Regions from separate parts of the Mus musculus genome. Here region 2 is linked to region 1. The links are chromatin loops, found by intact Hi-C in ENCODE. Cell type or tissue: left cerebral cortex. All regions are shown on one strand. Links, peaks and the distances in the headings refer to the core of each region. The heading gives the core; the rest is flanking DNA. Region 1 has its middle 18 kb from the start of Klhl5. Region 2 has its middle 28 kb from the start of Gm32374.

Region 1 (10,085 bases), core at 687-8,686:
ATTGTAGTTTCCTGGGTTTGGTTTTGACTGGTCACAACTTTGGCATTTAGACAGTTGCTTCAGTGCGTGTTCCGCAATTAGAAGCTGCTGGGGGAACTTGGCTGTCAGAGACTCTACATGGTTGCCATTATGACTATCTCATCTGAGTTTTGAGACTTTTACTAAAAGGGATATACAGAGTGTATCCCCACTCCCCTTCCACCGTCATGAGAGGTCAATTTCTTCTGCATGGCTCAGGAATTATGCGCTGGCAGATGCCCTCCAACTTTGTTTTGAAAATGGAACTGCTATACTATGTATCTGCCAGTTTTACCGATGCACAATAAATGTTAATTCTCCTTTCTGTTAGGAAGGAGTGTAATAAATCTTCCTGTTAATAAACAGTTTAATAAGGCTTTTTATTATTAATTAGATCGCTGTTGGGGCGGGGGGACGGGACTCACAACTTTTTTTTTCCTCTTACTTTCAGCATTTACAGGTTTAACTACCTGTAATGAATGTTTATGTTCCATATGGGGATTTATGTAAAACACTTTTAGGTAAAGGCGAAGACACTAATATTTTTGTGACAAGGACAGAGAAGTAGATACAAAGTTGTAGGAAAAAGAAGACGAACATAGATACTCACAGAGAGTATGTATATCCAGATATTTGAAGCAGTTTTGGGTCGATGTGTACAATATAGTTAAACAAACTAGATGAGAATATTGAGATTGAGGAGAAAGCCAGGCTGGGAGGGAATAGACAATGCTTGCCCTCGGGTCCTGTGCTACACGTGAGGCTTGGTTTGGGTTTTGAACGTCCTTAGAGCCAGGAAAGAAACACAGTAAGCTACCACATGTTTATGATTCCACAGTTTAAAAAGTCAGTTCTTCTGCATAAGCAAGGCATTTTCTAGTAATGAGGCCTGACAGAAACAGCTTTTTATGGGCCCTGAGAAAAGGAAGAGAGATGGTGACATTAAGCTGACATTTTTAAAAGATTCCCAACAGAAAATCATAAATTTTTTCGGGCTCGCACACGCGTGCACAAGCGTGTATGCACACAGACACCCACCCACCCAAAAAGTGTTCTTAACACAGGGCATGTTGAAATTAGAAGTATATGTTCTGTGAATTCCTGGTTGTGATGATCTGAACTAGTATTTCCCAAGCTGTGCTCGGTGGCGAGGGACTTACTTGTCTGCTCTACACAAGGTTCTCTTTGTCCCAGCTCCAAGACAAGGGGAGATGGGAAAAGATTCTGAGCTCAGATGAACTCGAGATATCTGGATTTAGATAGATGCTTTATTTTTCCCCAGAGTTTCTTGAAAGTTTTTTTTTTTTTTTAACCATACTGCTGTAAAATTGATTGATGGAAGAATACATGTTGTGACCGATTCCAAATGTAATAAAGCAGTCCTTTATGGATATTTTCTTACAGCTTGAGAACCGATAAGAACTGGAGAGCAAAGTGTTTGAAGTTAGTGAATTTGGTAAGGGCCAAAATGAAGCTAATCCAGAAGTCAGGGTTTTAACACTGTATACATCAAAGGAAGAGGCTATACACATACTCCGTTAGATGTTCAGCAAGTTGCCTCTTGGACCACATGACCTATAGGCCTTTCCATTCATGCTTCAGAATGTTTACTCTTTGAGAACTAGAATTAGGTTTAGGCAAGTAAAAATCCTTGAATTACTAGTGAATATAAATATGTGATTTGCATGCTATCTTATCACAAACATTATTTGTACTATTAGTTTCCTGTATAACCCTACATTCTGTAGCTATCAAAGATCTCAGAAAACATGCCACAAGTAGAAAGAGCAAAAGAGCTAGATGTGGTGGTCCAGGCCTTTCATCCTAGCATTCTGGAGACAGAGGTATCCAGATTTCTATAAGTTCAAGACCAGCCTGGCCTAAATAGCAAGTTTCAGACCATCCAAGGTAACATAGTGAGATTTGAGACCCTGTCTCAAAACAAAACAAAAAGGAGAGAGAGATCTGGAACAAAACAATAACAGCAACAAATCCAAAAACTATAATTGAACTTATTAGTGTTTGGGGCTATTTCCAGCAAGTTTATGAGCCTTTTGGATCTATATTCTAGTTTATAAGACTAGTGTGGTTATAGCAAACAGTTCATTCGTGGGATATATGCTGAGAATTTACTGGTAGTAAAACAGCCTGAAGGATGCAAATGAGAACAGGAGGCAAGAGTTTGGATTGCCAAGACTCACATCTTATCCAGATAGTCTTCCATCCTAGGTTTCAGAAGTCAGGCAGTGAGGGCTGAGAGGATGAGGAATTGGTTTGAAATTTTATCTGGAGCTGACCTAAGGGAGTACAATACTCCTATACAAACATTTTTTGGTGGGGGCGGGGAGGGGCACCTGTATACAAAATGTTACCGTTCTGAAAAATTGAGAGCCAATGCTATTTATTCTCTTCACCCTGTTTGTGAAAAAAAGATGTTTGCTGAGTATCAAACAGAATAGGTTAGGCTGTGGTCACAGAAGATCCTCACGTCCTAGTGGCTTAAGTCAGCAAAGGTTTATCTCTGTCCTACTGTATGTCTGGTGAGGGTCAGCATGCGAGCTCTGTTTCAGGGGGTCACTTGACCCCAGGCTGTTAGGCTGCATCTCAGCACATTCTTCCACACTTGGGAGGAGAGAGGAAAGGATGTGCTGGGTAATAACAGCACAGTGGCTCTTCAAGGCTCCCATTGGAAGTGACCACATAACTCATAGCTATACCTAACTTCAAAGAAGTAGGGAAATGCTACCTTACCCTGCTCCAGAAGGAAGAGACCTGGCACGGTCTGTGAACAGTCTTAATGACCACTCTACTGAGCAGACTTCATAACCCTGAGAGTCAACACAGGATCTGAATAAGCTGGACCCACCATGGTTTTCAGTCTTCTATTTTAAAAACTGGAAAACAGCATTTCTGTGTGAGTGTGCGTGTTTAGACAGAATTGTGGTAATGAGGATTATAAAGAACATCTTAATTTGAAATGAAATGCTATTGAAAAACCCCACAATTAGATGTACTATTTTGATCAAGTGAGTTTCATTTTGAATTGTATGTCCATTCAATAAACATTTGTTAAATGTGTATAAGGCACTGTTAGGTCTTCTGAAAATAAAATAGTGAATGAGAGATTCTAATGCCAAAAGAAAATTGCTATAATTTGAGTTCTCTCCTTCTTTTTAAGGCGGCATTAACAAATTTTGGAGTGTAACACACACACACACACACACACACACACACACACACACACACAAACACTGTATTCCTCTTTCTTTGTTTTGCTCTTAAGGTTCATTTCCTAACAAGTTATATAAAATTACTTGAACTAGTCTAAGCAACCAGAATGTTTTGTTAGCAGTAATGTAGCTTTGTGTTGATGTCAGAGACCAGAAACCCAGTTGGGCCTCAAGGCCCTTGGCATCGCTGATAGTAAAGAGCAGGGCTGCTTTCTCTGTGTGGTTTCTTTCCAGCTTCTCTCTGCATGTTCATGCCATTGCTCTGATTCTCTATTGACTAGCCTTTCTCTGTTTTGCTCTTACAAGGGCGCTTTAATCTAAGAGTTCACAGGGTTGAAGCTAGAACTTTGGCAGTTTATCCAAGCCTAGCATTTTGTCAATGCACCGTGGAGGTTGGCCTTCTCAGTGGTTCCTGACTGTGGGTCACCAGCGTTTGGGGATGGAATGACCCTTCCTCAGGAGTCACCCAATACCATCTGCATATTGTATATTTACGCTATGATTAATGACAGTAGCAAAATCACAGTTCTGAAGTAGCAGCGAAAATAATTTTATGATTGGGGTCACTGAAACACGAGGAACTGTATTGAAGGGTCACAGCCTTAGGAAGGTTGAGAACCACTTAAAGCTTAAGTGCTCTCACTGTCAGAATTTGGAAATAATGGAGTTGACTCTAAAACAACAACAAAGTCACTGGCAACTTTGTAGATAAGAAGGAGGCCCTGTTCTAGTAGCGTCTGAGAAGTCTGAGATTAAAGAAGTCTGAGACGCCACTTAAAAAAATCTGTGTGATTAGTGTACTGGCTGGTTCTGTGTGTCAAGTTGACACAAGCTGGCGTTATCACAGAGAAAGGAGCCTCCCTTGAGGAAATGCCTCCATGAGATCCTTCTGTAAGGCATTTCCTCAACTAGTGATCAAGCAGGGAGGGCCCACTGTGGGTGGTGCTGGTAGTCCTGGGTTCTATAAGAAAGCAAGCTGAGCAAGCCAGGGGAAGCAAGCCAGTAAGTAGCATTCCTCCATGGCCTCTGCATCAGCTCCTGCTTCCTGGCCTGCTTGAGTTCCTGTCCTGACTTCCTTGGTGATGAACAGCAATGTGGAAAGTGTAAGCTGAATAAACCCTTTCCTCCCCAACTTGCTTTTTGGTCATGCTGTTTGTGCAGGAATAGAAACCCTGACTGAGACAGTTAGCATCAGTGTGCAGGTTGTCCTAGGACAGATGGATTATGATAATCAGGATGAGAAGGGAATCTTGGAGTTGATTTGTAGCTAGTGTATGCACTCTCCACACACAGGCAAATGCCTTTTTTTTTTAAAAAAAAAATCCTTTCATTCATTTCTTCCTCTCCTAAGATATAGGTGACTGAATTGTCTGCCTCTTACCTTCATGTCCTTCAGTCCTTACTCGAGACTCCCTGGCTTCACCTCAAAGCTATTACTGCAGAGAGAAAGTCCATGCTACTAGTCCAGCAGTTCCCTACCAAACAGACTGCTCTCCAGGACAGCTTCTACGTGGACATTTTAGACTTTAACATCCTGTTGTTACATTTCTTCACCGACTTCATTTTTATTCCCAGCAACTTTGTATTTTCTCTTATCATTGTGCGCTCCTCTTCTGTAGCAATGTCTCTTCCCAGACAAAAGGTATCCATAGCTGCACTTCAGTAGGCAGCTAAGGGGTGGGTGTATACGATATCTGGAAGAGCAGATTACCAGAAAAACATGAGGGAGGTGAGGAAAAACTGTGTTTGTTTTAGCAACTAGGTATGGTGGTGCATAGGTGCACTTAGAAGGCTGAAGGCAGAAGGATCAAAGCAAGTTTGACGGAGCCAGCCTGAGCCAAGTAGCAAGTTCCAGATCAGCCAGGGCTCACAGCGAGACCTCATCTATATGAACAGGCATAACTAGCTGTGCATGACAGGTAAGACCCATCAGGGGTGAAGGCTAAAGGAGGGTCTTAGGTGCAGACTGCACAGGATCTTGAGTCTCTGAAATGTCCTTACACATTTGTTGCTGTGTAAAAGCAGGATGGGTGTGGACTCATCTAAACAGTGCGGTGCAGGAAACTACCAGAAGCTTCCTTGTTTAGAAGACAGTCCTACAGTGACGGCAGCTTATCAGCAGGCCTGTGTTGGTGTTCCCGATTGGTAGACGTGATCTTCACAGAAGTCCGTACAAGCAGCTTGTACCATCTGAGTAATATCTCAAAAGAGGCTCAACTAGGGGGGCACCAAAGCCACTAGCTTTAAAACTCCATGTTCCCTCAACACATGACGTCTCTTACAGCTCCATAAACTTAGCTTCCAGGATCGTGGAAAGGATATGAATTATCATAAGAGCCCCCCAAAGCTGGGGTTTCTTTATATGAATCCAAATGCAAACTGAGTAACCTGGGAAGTCATCTTTACTAGGAGTAATGTTACCTTGAATGTAGATAATATACCTAATTCTACAGATTGCCATTGCTGGGACACAGAGCTAAGAGACTTAACTTTAAATGTTCAAGGGGAAAGGTTCGCTAACTTAAATGTCCGTAGTGAGTGTATGAGCTCGTTTGGAAGTATTCAATAGTATTTGTTTTCATTGATTTGATCTATGTGCTTAATTATTTTTAGTTATAGATGAAATATGAGATAGATGAATAGAATGTAAGGTATGATGTTGGCAGGGCAGGTGGGACCTCTAAGACATTAAAAACTCTGAATTCCATGCCAAACAATTTGGCTTTTATGACCGAGTAGGAGATTGAAAATGAATAAGAATTTTAGCTATAATGGTGTAGTCAAGAATCGTCCTTTAGAAGGTGTGATTGCCCTGTGAAGACTAGAGAGGAGAGGCTGGAGAAGGGTTACTTCATTTCTTCCTGTTATTTGTGGAAAGAAGGGCTAATCAATTGTGCATCTTACAGGACCTTAAAATTATGGAGTCTCAGCAGTCCTTCAAAGAGGCTAGACCCAGCTTGTCTTTTCTTTTTTCTTTTTTAATTCATTATATTTTCAAATGTTGGCTTTATTTTAGGTAGTTTTAAGTATTTTTGACAGTTTTGTGCATAAATACACTGTATTGTGATTACATTCACTAGCTAGTCCAAGTTATTTCTTGTCACCCCCAGACCCCATTGGAAGTTGAGAAGACCACCCTGAAGAGACTCTTGTATTTTTGAAATAGTGTTTCTCTGTGTCCTGGAACTCACTCTGTAGACCAGGCTGGCCTCAAACTCAGAGAACAACCGGTCTCTGCCTCCCAAGTGCTGGGATTAAAGGCATGCGCCACCAGTACTCAGATGAAGGGCCTCTTAAGAACATTGAGTTTAGCCTAAGATACATTTAACACTGAGAGATTCTAGTCACTGCTGATGTCCATTGATCTGCCATTTCATTCACTCCCTTGTCCAATTGTGCTTTTAGTTGGAACTATAAAACAGCTTTTTGGTGTTTTTTTTTTTTTAATTGCTATTCTTTTAAGTTTCATGTTAGGGCAAGCCAGGGAGTTGTTGAATGACATTGGCTTAGTTAACATTTGTAGTAACGAACTCATTTGTGATTATGAGCATTTGAAGACTAGTTTCTCTCTCTTTCTCCCCCTCTCCCTCCCCCTCGATCCCTCCCCCTCCTCTCCCCCTCTCACTTCCCCTCTCCCCCTCTCCCTCTCCTTCCCCCTCTCCTTCTCTCCCTCCTCTCCCCCTCTTCCTTCCCCTCTCCCCCTCCCTCTCCTTCTCCCCCTCTCCCCCTCTCCCTCCCCCTCTCCCCCCTCCCTCTCCTTCTCCCTCTCCCTTGCCCCTTCTCTCTCCCTCTCCCCCCCCTCCTTTAAAAAAAATGGACTAAGGCTTAGCATGGCAGTGCAAGCTTTTTGTCCTAGCACTTGGGAGGCAAAAGGATCTTGATGAATTCAAGGCCAGCCCGGTCTACAAAGCAAGTCCAGGACAGCCAAGGCTGTCTATAAATTAATAAATGAATGATTGAATAGGTGAAGATCAAACCCAGGGCTTTGTGCTTTCTAGGTGAGGGCTCTGTCAGTTCATCCCTATCCTCACATTCAGGTTCTAACTCACACTCATTCTCTCTGTCTCTCCCTGTGTCATCACATTTGTCTCCCCTCTGTTGTTTAAATTGTTCTTTATTCCCATTTCCTTACCAACTGTATGTTGTTCTAACATAAGCACTTGGAAAACTTGATTGATCCTGCGTCAGCTCAAGTCTGTCTGTGATTTTCCGTTATGTGTTCAGAGACCACAGACAACTTGTGTTGTGTTTGTGCCTGAAGAGTACTGATTGATTCCCTTTTTCATCTCCATTGCTGTAGAGCTTCAAGGGAACAGAAACACTTCTGGATTTGGTTCAGGTCAGTAAAAGACAAAATCACAGTTACTCACGCTGTAGCTTTTTATGACACATAAGACATTTGGGTGTCACAGCACATTTGCCAAATCATGGATCAGGCAAGAAGTTAGCCATGTTTCTCTCCATCTAGGTGGCCTCTCAGCTTCCATCCTTGTGCCCTGCAAATGTGTCTATGTGCAAACTAAGAGAAGCGTGTGCCAAGGAAACCCATTCCGTTTACCAGCTACCCAGGACTCTTCTGATTTCTTCTCCAAATGCTGAAACCTGAACTCAGGGTCTCACATGTGCTAAGCACATGTTCTTAGCGACACCTCCAGCCATAAAAGGCTATTTTTCATCTGCTAGATTGCTTGTCTCACCGTGTGGTTCTGGATCCCTGAAATTCACTCTGTAGACCAGGCTGCCCTCAGACTCACAGAGATCCGCCTGCCTCTGCCTCCAGAGTGCTGGGATTAAAGGAGTGCACAACCACGATTGGCTGACAGACTTGTTCGTCCTCTGAAATAGGATCTCACTCTGTAGTCCTGGCTGATCTGAAATTCATTAGGTGACAAAGCACAGACTGACATGGAACTCATGTCAGTCCTCCTGCCTCAGCCTCCCAACTGCTGGTATTAGAAGCATGAGTCGCCACACTTGCCTTAAAAGGGTATTTTCAAAACCAAATATTTTGTTATAATTAAGCAGTTATTATAGTATCAGCTGTGATTTTTTTTCTAGGCAAGTTTAAAAGGGAGTGGGATACGTAACAGCCAGTTCTGTGAGTTGATCTTTGTTTTCCTACCATACATTAGGACAGACGGATAATGGAAACTAGTCTGATGTATGGGTGAACACTTTGTTTCATAGGCAAACACCAAAAACTGGGAGGAAGACGGTAACAGAAGTTGAGGACTTGTGTTTGGACATTAGTGCCATTTCCTGTTTAATTGCGACTGTGAGGAATTGCATAAGTGTTTTTGTCTAAGAAGTGATACATTCTTCAAGCAGTTGAAAACTAGTCTCTCTCTCCCTCTTTCTCCCTCTTCTTTAAAAACTTGAACTAAGGCCAGGCATGGCAGCACAAGCCTTTAGTCCAGCACTTAGGAGGCAGAAGCAGGCAGATCTTGGTGAATTCAAGACCAGCCTGGTCTACAAAGCAAGGCCAGGGCAGCCAGGGCTACACTGCCTTGTTTACCGGTAGTTTAACCTGATCGCACTGGCAAACAGTTTCAGTTCAGTTTAGTGTCCTCTGCTGCACACAGAGCTTAAACAAGTCAGTCATACTCTGAGTCTGCTCCATCTTTGGCATAGTAGTGTACTGAGAACTTTTAAAAACAGAAACATTATGGGAATAGTTTTCATTTTAATCCCAGGTGCGGGATATGGGGCTGCTTCAGATTGTCCACAGCAGGTGACTATGATTTGCCTCGTGCTCTTCACAGGGCTGCATGCTTTGCCAGCTGCAGATAGTTTCTGTGATTGTGTGATGTTTGGGATTCTGGGGACTTTTCCAAGGGTATATAAGTAGGGCCCAAGAGGTTAGTTGTTGTGGGTTGTGGTTTATTAAATAGTTGTGTACAAAGAGGAAACAAGAAGAAATTAGATGTCCTGAGAACAAAGATCAAACTTGCCTCATGGAACACAGGGAGTGGTCTAATGATAGTGATGCCCCTTTTCCCTCTAGCCATTTTTTTCTCTCCTTTCTGTGTTGGGGGATTGAAAGGGTGGAAGAAAAGGGGCAGAAAAGGCTGGAAGAAGGAAGAGCCCACAGAGTAGCCAAGGACTGATTACACAGTAGGGTTTATAACTACCTGCCCATGGAGTAGCTGTGAGCAGCAAGTGACACTGTTTTCAAAGCAAGTGGCAGCATAATCCACTTGAAATCCAAAGCATGGAACCCTCAACTCACCAGAGCCCAGTCAGCCTCGCTTGAGCAGCTGCATCTGTCAGATAGGGAGGGGACGCCTGTTCTCTAGGTGTTACAACAGGTCATGTCTTACCCACACACATGCACTCTAGGCAACAGGCTTAGGAGACAGTTGTAGTCACACTAAGAAACAAGGGAGTGAGTTGCCCAAAGTGACTGGTTTAGCTATCGACCCAGACTCTGTCTACCATTAAGTGATAATGTCAGAAAATAACAGTCTGAGCTGACTCCCTGCTTCAGCCTACTGACCTCTAGGAAACGTGTGCATGGATCCTGGGGGCCCAGGGATCACCAGGCTCCTGTGGCTGCTCCTGAGTAGATGCACACCCTCCTCCCCTAGCCGCGCAGTTGGGTACACACTTAAGCTGATTGTGTTCATTCACAAGCTCGTCTTTAGTAGCTGCAAAGTTAGAGTAATGGTAACATCAGTAAACATCTAAATTAATGACTGTAAAGAGAATTCCATAAAAAAAATTAAGTTGAGTGCTTTGAGATGTTTCAGTATAAATGAGCTGTTTGAAGTTTGCTGTCAAATTTAATGAAGGCTAGATAATTATAAATGATGAAGAGAAAAGTCATCAAAGCCCCAA
Region 2 (10,085 bases), core at 711-8,710, 65 kb before region 1:
CTGGGTGGCATACACGGCTGGACACAAGCTCAGGGTTAAAGGAGCATGTGACTCACTGAAGCTGGGACCAAAGGAAGCCACACACACAAACAAAGAAACGGCACACTTCAGACACAGAGCAAGGGGGACCAGGAGTGTCTCCACACTTCTGTGTCCCGGCAGAAACATCATAAGGGAGGGACAAGTTCTTTGTTGGTAGATTTCAGCCGTCGTAATGGAGATGATAGAGTGAGACTGGACAGCTCATGGCTGCAGGGGGGCCTGTGGCGGAGACTGTTCACATCACCGCAGATCAGAGAGCTGAGAGTCCAATAGGATCTAGGACCATTTCAAAGGCCCACAATGACCGGTTTTCAACAACTAGCTCTTCCGTTCCTCACACCACACCTAAAGCTCCCAGGGCCTCAGGAAAATAAAAATAAAAAAAAATAATAAGGCACCACCAATTGGGGAACAAGCTTTCAAAACGAAGCCTGGGGTAGGGTGAGCACATTTCAGATTCAACCCATAAGAAAGAAACATCAGCCGGACGGTGTTGGTACACACCTTTAATCCCAGCACTTGGGAGGCAGAGGCAGGCGGATTTCTGAGTTCGAGGCCAGCCTGGTCTACAGAGTGAGTTCCAGGACAGCTAGGGCTACACAGAGAAACCCTGTCTCGAAAAAGAAAGAAAGAAAGAAAGGAAGGAAGGAAGGAAGGAAGGAAGGAAGGAAGGAAGGAAGGAAGGAAGGAAGGAAGAAAGAAAGAAAGAAAGAAAGAAAGAAAGAAAGAGAAAGAAAGAAAGAAAAAGAAAGAAAGAAAGAAAGAAAAAGAAAGAAAGAAAGAAAGATCAATAATGTGCTGGCTGAAGGAAAATACAAATTACCAGAAAAAGCCCCAGTGCAGGAAGCAAAGGCGTCCTTGAGAAAGAAATCAGCTGCTCTGAAGTGCTTACGATTCCAGAGACGCACCAGAGACGCACCAGAGACGCCCAGAGACGCCCAGAGACGCACCACAGACGCCCAGAGACGCACCAGAGACGCACCAGAGACGCACCAGAGACGCCCAGAGACGCACCAGAGACGCCCAGAGACGCCCAGAGACGCACCAGAGACGCACCAGAAACGCCCAGAGACGCCCAGAGACGCACCAGAGACGCCCAGAGACGCACCAGAGACGCACCAGAGACGCCCAGAGACGCACCAGAAACGCCCAGAGACGCACCAGAGACGCACCAGAGACGCACCAGAAACGCCCAGAGACGCACCAGAGACGCACCAGAGACACACCAGAGACGCCCAGAGACGCACCAGAGACGCACCAGAGACGCACCAGAGACGCCCAGAGACGCACCAGAGACGCCCAGAGACGCACCAGAGACGCCCAGAGACGCACCACAGACGCCCAGAGACACACCACAGACGCCCAGAGACGCACCAGAGACGCCCAGAGACGCACCAGAGACGCCCAGAGACGCACCAGAGACGCCCAGAGACGCACCACAGACGCACCACAGACGCCCAGAGACGCACCACAGACGCCCAGAGACGCCCAGAGATGCACCGTCTGTGCTGGCTGGCCTCGCTGCACCCGTCTGAGAAACAAAACCAGGAAGGGTCCTCTCAAATTTACAAACTGTTGAAATAATCATTGCATTTCTCCTTGTCCTAAAGAAGTGCTGTGTGTGCTCATACACGCACACACTCGCCGAACAGATAAAGCTGGTCACGCTACACAACTTCAAATGGTGGTTAATTTTGTAAAAGTAATTACAGAGCCAAACTGGAGTGGATTTTTGGGTTTGGTTTTTGCTTTTCTTTTCTTTTCTTTCTTTCTTTTTCTTTTTGAAAATATAAGAAATTGCCCTTTGATCCTTTCTTTAAGCATGCCCTGTATGCTAATGTTGAAATAGCTGGCTTCAACTTAGTTCCTTAAATTACCACGTTTGTAAAGGCACTTCAGTAAAGATGGTACTGAAAAATCCATCTTAGAATGGCAATCCCATCCTGATCTTGCAGTTGATTAGAATTCACATTGCCACTGGAGTGGCTTCAGACCAGACACTCTTCACATGAAACAAAATAAAGGAGGGGTTAACATGTTTTATTTTATTTTCTGGACCATCTCATTTCATAGACTGGTTTGTATTTGTTTCCTATATGTTCACAGGTCTGATTTTTATCTTCCATCCTATATTCTACACTTTCTAGTTAAATTATGACAACCCACACAGTGAGAATATGTCGATGTTATTTCTACTAGTTCAACTGTCAGAAGTCATCACAGATTGGGCATAAAGAGAGTGCAGAGGGTTGGGATTTTGTGTTGGGAATTGAACTAAATCCACCTTTGTCTGGATCACAGAGGATTTTTCTCGGCATGAGCCATCAGCCAAGAAGCAATAGAATTATGTCAGCCTGTAGTGACTGCGACTCACCCGACTGGCCTGCCTCTTGTATTAGTCTCCAAGGAAGTTTCACCTGAAAAGAATAATAGATGGATGTCTTCGATGCCTTCACTGAGTGCAGAAATTTGGGGTGATCCAGAGCTGATCTATCTTCCTGCCCTGTGTGTTCAACTGGCAGGCTTCTCAGATGCGATTTGGATGGAAAAGGCAGTACAGAAGCCAAGGCCAGATGGGTGAAACCTTGGCAAAAAGCTAAGCTAAGCCCTTGAGTCCTTGCCATCTTTATCCTGCCTCTCTCACAGGATTTTTTTTTTAACTGTCATTAAGTACACAGTTCCCAGGATCAGTTTTTTTTTTTTTTTTTTTTTTTTTTTTTTTTTTTTTTTTTTTTTTTTTTACCAATCTGCCCGGCTTTTCCCTCTCTCTAATTTCCTTTCCCCATTTACCAGAGAAACATCCACTCAGAATTTCAACTGTGATCGCTCATATGTACTTGCCATATGCTGGGCTGTGTGTTTAGTGTTTAATGCGTGGTTCCATTAAATATTCACAATCACCCGTGTTGTGTTAGGAAAAAAAAAAATAAGGAAGGAAGGAATATGTTTGCTGGAGGTGTAGTCAGGTGTGGGGGAAGGGGGTACCTCTGCAGGCCCATGCTGAGGCATCCCTTCCCTCTGCGGAGCCAGTCACATGACGGTACAGTATAGAATAGAGTTTCTTCAGGGCATGGGGAGGGGAGTTGAGAGGGTAGTAGAGACAGAGAAAGGGAGAGAGGGAGAGAGAGAGAGAGAGAGAGAGAGAGAGAGAGAGAGAGAGAGAGAAAGTGAGTTGAGGCCAGCCATGAGCATGTGGAGAGAGAGGGAAGAAGAGAAGGGGGGAGGGAAGGGGGATAGGGCTAGAAGGCAAGAGCAAGAGAGAGTGAGGAGGGGGCAAACAGCCCCTTTTATAGTGAGTCAGGCACACCTGGCAGTTGCCGGGTAACTGTGGGGCGGAGCTTAGACAAAATGCTAACAACCCGATTGGAAGCTGGGTGGTTATAATTATAATCCCCACCACAAGAACAAAAACAGAGACTCAGAGAAGTTAGGTAACTGGCCCAGAGCTGCATGAGTAACAACGGAACTGGAATTTGAACCCAGGACAGTCTGACCTCACTAGCTAGCTGTTTGAACAAGTTAGAACCACCTAAGAGGAAAGCCACTATTGGCTTTAGGGAGGTCTGAATGCTCGGGTTTCGAGGCTTAGGCACCGTGGAAGCCTCAGGGTAGGTATACAACTGAAAGCTTCAGTTGTATGCTTTGCTTGTTCTCCTGCAGCTGAGAACAAACTGGGACTAAAGAGAGTAGACTGGAGTCCACGCGGTCACCTGGTCCCTGGGTGGTTCCCACCACAGCTTTGTTCTCCCTTCTCAGACATTTACACTAAGCAGCTCAGCGGCCCTGTCCTCTCCGTTTCCTCTTCCCTCCCTGTCTCCTCCATGCCAGGGAAGCCAGTCTGTAACCAGCACCATCCCTGAGCACTGAATACTCTCCTTGCTTCCTGGAGCGTGGCAGTTTTTAATGCTCTCCCCGCCTTAAAGATCACAGCGTTGTCTAGACTAGCTTTAGCTTGAAGCTTGTGTCTTCACAAAGTTCCACAAGAGCCTGGGAAACATTCTAAAAAAAAAAAAAAAAAAAAAAAAATGCTGGCTGACACCTCCTGCTCCCTGTGGACTTGGCACTGGCACTGCGGCTAAGAGACAATGGTGGTGGTGACTGCGGCGTTGGTGGTGACGATTGATGAAATAATGGTAATAAGCATTTAATTACTTCTTGCATTTCAGATACCCGGAGTAAGCACTCTGCCTCCAGTCTCATTTAATCTCCAACACTAATCTCATAAGATAGCTACAGCTACTATCATATCCATTTACAGCTGAAAAGCTCAATCAGAGGTAAAATTAGCTGCCTATGATCATCCAACTCCTAACTTGGAGACCAAGGATTCCTATCCCAGCCATAAATAAAATGCTGGACAGAGCTCAAGGACAGGCCAGATACCCGACAATAAAAGAAAATACAAATATGTGTCCCTTTGTTTTCTCATTGACTGAGATCTTTGCTTCTAATAACACCTGAAGGTCCATCTCTGTATCCCATAGCCTCCAGCAGAGCACTGTGGCACTGTGTGCCCACAAATGCCTTAGCGCCCAGGAGATGGCAAGTCACTTGCACTTCTCATTCTCCCTCATTGTCCTCATGGTATGACCCTCTAATGCTAAGTAAGAGACCCATTGGTCACTGGAAACTCAGATTGTCTCTTGTTGACAGTGATGTTGTGACAGGAAAGTCTGGTGCCTCTGGACAAAGTAAGGATGGGGGTCGGAGGGGAAGCAATTCACTGCTGGGGATTAACACAGGATGATAATGCAAATGGTGAACTGCAGGACAGACTTAGGCCATTTCTCTGTCAGTAAAAGGCAGTTGTGGCACATGTATTTAGTTCTTGGAGACAGAGGCAGGCGGATTTCTGAGTTCGAGGCCAGCCTGGTCTACAGAGTGAGTTCCAGGACAGCCAGGGCTACACAGAGAAACCCTGTCTTGAAAAAACAAAACAAAACAAAACAAAAACGCCTTTGATACCCGTGAGCTGTTGAGGCTTAGTCTGTTGCTATATGTTGTAATGTTAGGTTCTATACAGAAGTTCTAGCTGCTAACAAGTGAATTCTCACCTTTACCAGCTTTTCTTGCGCAAACCTTGTTCCTTAATTTAAAGCTATAGGTTAAAAATAAATGGCTACAGCCAACTACTGGAGGGATTTGAGGTGGGCAGGTTTGGAGTTACCTGGTTGGGGGTTTCGGAAAGGAGGAAGGAGGAGGATACAGGAGAGGGGGTCAGGAAGCTGCCGGGAGAGAAGATGGACTGTGAGCACATGGCCAGGAGAAAGAGCAAGTATCTGGGGGTACATTGCTGGGGAGGCACCCAGGCCAGCAGTTAGAAAAGAAGATTAAGTGTAACCCCCCCCCCCCAGTAAGTTTAAGTGTGCCCCCCTGCCTGCTCATTTTCTCTAAGGGCATCTCCAAGTAATGTCCTCTGTGTCCTCTTTGTCAAGTCTACTCTGCCTGACGTTGGGATGTGATTTCCACAGGCCAGCATTTCTCGTTGTTTTGCTCTCTGTCGTAGTCCCAGCACCTTACTTAGCACCTAACTGGCCTTCAGTGATTTCTCCTTTGATGAATGCACCCTTTGAGGCACCTGTCAAGTAGGATTAACTGTAATGAATATCAGGTTAACTATGAAATGCTGTGAAACCATTAAAAAAGAAGAAGGAGAACCAAAAGAATGAACTGTCCCTCTGTACTGTCCAGTTGCTAGGTGGACAAGCAGTTCTAGGTTAGTTACATAAATTAACATGAATATGTGTTCAGAGCACATTACACACAAACACACAAAACTGTAAAAACCATGGAGGCAGTGGAATGAAACAAGTGGGCGAGCATAGCAGAATTTGACACAGTCATGCTAAAGGACTCCAGCCCAGTTTGTAAGTTAAATTAAAACTATTTAAATAATGTATTTTTAAACGTGTATGAGTGTTTTACCTAATGTGTGTCTGCGTGTCAATCGCATGCATGCCTGGTGTTGGAAGAAGCCAGAAGAGGCATCAGACCCCCTGGGAATGGAGTTACAGACAGCTGTGAGCTGCCATGTGGGTGCGGGGATTGAACCCGGGTCCTCCAGAATGCTATTAATCACTGAGCCATCTCTCCAGCCCCAAGCCGTTAAAACTTTTCAATAAAAATGTATTAATGGGTGAATTAATATAAGTACATTTAATAATCAAAAGGGTCTAAATAAATTGCTTCTCATAAGGAGGTGAACTGATAAGTCTTATCAGATAAGAAAACTATGAAATACACAGATTAGTTTTGATGAGAATAGAAGTATATGGGAGTGTCTCCAATCTGAGTTTCTTATGCGCTTTCAGGGCTGATGTTGATGACTAAGCACATCTGCCCTTGACTTTCTCAGGACAGTGCAAACCAGGGTTCTAAATGCAAAACTTCTAAAGATTATGCTGATTTGAACAGAGAACTAGGACATTTCTGTCTCATCGGAAAGGTCTTAGCCAGATGCTCTCTCTCTTCTTCCTTCTCAGCCTGACTGGTTGTGGGACCTGTAACGACTACAGAAGCAATCTCAGACACTTCTGGAGAGAAATGGCCAGCCAATGAATTGACTCGGTGCTTTGGAGTTGCTAGCTTGATGCCCAGATGCAGATCATGTTTGCAAGAGACAGTTTACAATCTGCTCATCTCCACAAATGCAGCACGAGGGCATTCAAATCCCTGCGTCTGCAACTCCTGGCTCTCCCTCTCTAAATCGATGAGAAAGCTGTAGACACAATGGGTCTGGGCTGAATGAATCTGGGACTCTGCTCTGCTCCGCAGCTCAATCTCATTCAAAAGGAGACCAATGAATAGAAAGCACACGACAAACTAATGACCTCCCAGAGCACAGGCTTGTAGTGTCGGGGGCAGAATCTAAACCATTTGGTGCATATAGGGAAGTACGAAATCATTTTGGCCATTCTGTGCCTTTTAAAGCACTTCTGTAACTCATAAGTACTTTCCCACTTCATTATCAAAGTAGAAGTACTCATCACTACAATGGAAGTCATAGTCCCAGCCAATCCTGTTCACTGGCTTGATGATCGACTTTGATTGGTTACCAAGAAGTCTTGGTCTATTCTGCACTGTCTGAGATCATAGCAAGTCGAGACAGACTAGATAGAGATGTTACAATTCAAATACTATGTATCAGTCACACTTCCATTGCTAGAAGCAAAGACCTGACAGAAATAGCTTAACATTGGAAGGACTTATTTGGGCTCACTGTTTCAGAGGATCCTGCCCATGGCTGCTTGGCCCTACACACAGGGTCTAAACGTCATGGCTGCAGGATGGTGTGACAGAGTCAGGCCATTCACCCCACGGCTGCCCAGGAAACTGAGGAAAAGAGAATGCCAGTGCTCAGCTTCCTCCCCTTTCATTCCATCTGAGCCACAACGCCACAGCATCCTGCTGCTCACATTCATGTGAGTCTTTACCCTTTCCTTAATCCTGCCCAGGAGCGATTCAGACTCATCCAAAGGTGTGTCTCACCGATTTTAAATCCAGCCAACCTGACAGTATTAACCATCACAGTAGGCCTCCTATCCATCTCATTCAAAACCACAGGGTCTCTGGCAAGGAATATAGAGCAAAAACTCGCAATTCCCCCAGAGAAATCATGTGCAAACTAACAAGTTTGCTTGCTGAAGAGCACCCAGTGTCCCGCTTGGCTGGTTATTTCCACCTGCGTCTGCTAGAGAGGCAAGAGCTGGTCCAGTCACTGCCAATGCACCAGTACCAACGGGGAATCCGCATCAAATGGTCTGAAATTGGCAAGCTTAAGGAATGAAAGGCTCATTGGTTTTTAAGAGCAGGAATAAAGCCCTCCATGTATCGCATCCAAATGTTGCCTTTTTTTTTCTTCTTCTTTGAAGCAGGCCGGTTTTAAAGCTGAAACTGAAACAAATTGCAAGATAAAGTTCAGGAGAAAAATCTATTGATTTCCCTGAACCTGTGCTTGTCATTCATTTAATCACAGATCTGTCCAGTCAGCCCACAAACGTGCTTTGAAAATGTATTTATGGAAGAGATGGTTCAGTGGTTCAGAGCTCATCCTTTCTCAGACAGTGGAGCAGTGTACAGTTCCCGGCTCCGGTGCTGGGCAGCTCACAACTGCTTGTAACACCAGGCCCCAGGGATGCAACATCCTCTTCTGGTCTCTGCAGATGCCTGCAGTCATGTACACATGCAGACACACAAATTCACATGATTAAAAACAATAATAAAACTTCTGAAAAGGTTTAGTTTATTTTTTGACAATTTCATACACACACACACATAATGTATTCTAGTCTTACTCATCCCATTACTCTCATTCTCATTATCCCCCTCCCACTCCTCTGAATTCCTCCTTCTACTAACAAGTTCCTAGTCTACTTTCATGTCTTTTTAATTTTTATATGACCTATTTAAATAATAAAGTGCTTAATTAAGGATGTTTGCCCATAAGTGTGGGAGTGCATGCTGGACCACTGGCCTCTTACTAGTGACTACATCATTCAGGAAAAGGGCTCCTGCCCCCCTTCCCCAGCAGCCATTAACTAGTAGCTCCTCAGTTAGGGGTGGAGCCTCATAAATTCCCCACCCTGGTCCTGTGATGGAGAGTGGCAGGCTCAATCTTGTGCAGGTCTTTAGTCTACAAATATTTATTATAAGTGGTGTGCACTTCCCCAAGTATATTGGGGTTTCATTTGAAATTTCTTTCATATTTCTTTTAGTAAATGTGCACTGGGGCTCTCTGAGAGTTGGGTTTAAGGAAGATCTTTCTCTAGGCTGAACAGGCAAGCCTGGTTCAGGAGTACCAATAGTAGCAACAGAGTGTGGGTTTTCTCTTAGGCTATTCTGGCTTCCCTGTATTCCAGTAACCTTCTGTGCAATAAATCACTCTTTCAGCTGTGGAGTAGCATTTCAGGCCTGCCTGCTTAATCTTTAATTGGCTAAGCAGTTACAAGCTCAAATCATACTGTGTAAAAAATATTGCAATAGATCACGATACTGTCAGTTTCCCCTTAAAGAACTCTGACATTATCAAGCATAGCAAAAGACCACATCTGCCCATATGTTAATTAACTGCAGTGTCCTTCGAATAGGGAATAGTGTAGTTAATCACTTGCAAAGAGGTCACACTTCTGTCTTCAGAATGTTAGAAGGCTGTGTGTGTGTGTGTGTGTGTGTGTGTGTGTGTGTGTGTGTGTGATGGAGAACACCTAGGCATAGCTGAAGAATCCCATTTTGGGTATGCCTGTGCATACATGAATTTTAATTTTTTTTCACATGTGTGTGTGATGTGTGTGCATGTTTGCATGTATACAGGCACATGTGAGGAATCTTTCTCAAAATTCACTGGACATCAGTGCATGGCATCAGGAGTCTTTCTAGATCATTAGTCATTGAGACCCCTTAGTCACTGAGACAGGGTCTTTCAGCTGAACCCAGAATCTATCTGTTGGACTGTAGTAAGCCAGGGTTGGGTCACACAAGAAGAGCAGAGGAAGCTTCAATCCCAGAAACCTCAAACATGAGGAAGGCAGGTGGACTGGCTGGTTGTGTGTGTCAAGTTGGCACAAACTGGAGTTATCACAGAGAAAGGAGCCTCCGTTGAGGAAAGGCCTCCATGAGATCCAGCTGTAAGGCATTTTCTCAATTGGTGATCAAGGGTGGGAGGGCCCATTGTGGGTGGAGCCATCCCTAGGCTGGTAGTCCTGGGTTCTATAAGAAAGCAAGCTGAGCAAGCCAGGGGAAGCAAGCCAGTAAGCAGCACCCCTCCATGGCCTCTGCATCAGCTCCTGCCTCCAGGTTCCAGCCCTATATGAGTTCCTGTCCTGACCTCCTTTGGTCATAAACAGCAATGTGGAAGTGTAAGCTGAATAAATAATAATAACACCTTGGTCATGATGTTTTGTGTAAACCCTGACTAAGGTGGCAAGAGCTGGCTCCCTTCCGGCTTCCAACCTGGCATCATAAAGCCAGCTCCTCCGCCACCAGCCCTAGAGGAATTTATTACCCTGACAGTTATCAGGCTTCATTCCTTGTTTGACCTTACAAGG

What was found. Peaks named below come from ENCODE experiments on the same cell type or tissue, not always from the same donor. Only the 100,000 strongest peaks of a DNase experiment are listed, where the experiment ranks them.
Region 2: it touches region 1 in a loop (2.7-fold over the local background); 3 of 42 quality-filtered maps call a loop at or near these places.

Annotation. Positions count from the first base shown.
Region 1 is chr5:65,108,252-65,118,336 of GRCm38, forward strand. It overlaps a transcript of Klhl5 not described here. Among named protein-coding and RNA genes, the nearest start is that of Klhl5, 18 kb to the right of the region's middle. In left cerebral cortex, for the core only: no CTCF peak of the experiment used is centred there; no DNase peak of the experiment used is centred there; H3K27ac peaks cover 923 bases.
Region 2 is chr5:65,043,578-65,053,662 of GRCm38, forward strand. No RefSeq gene overlaps it. Among named protein-coding and RNA genes, the nearest start is that of Gm32374, 28 kb to the left of the region's middle. In left cerebral cortex, for the core only: no CTCF peak of the experiment used is centred there; no DNase peak of the experiment used is centred there.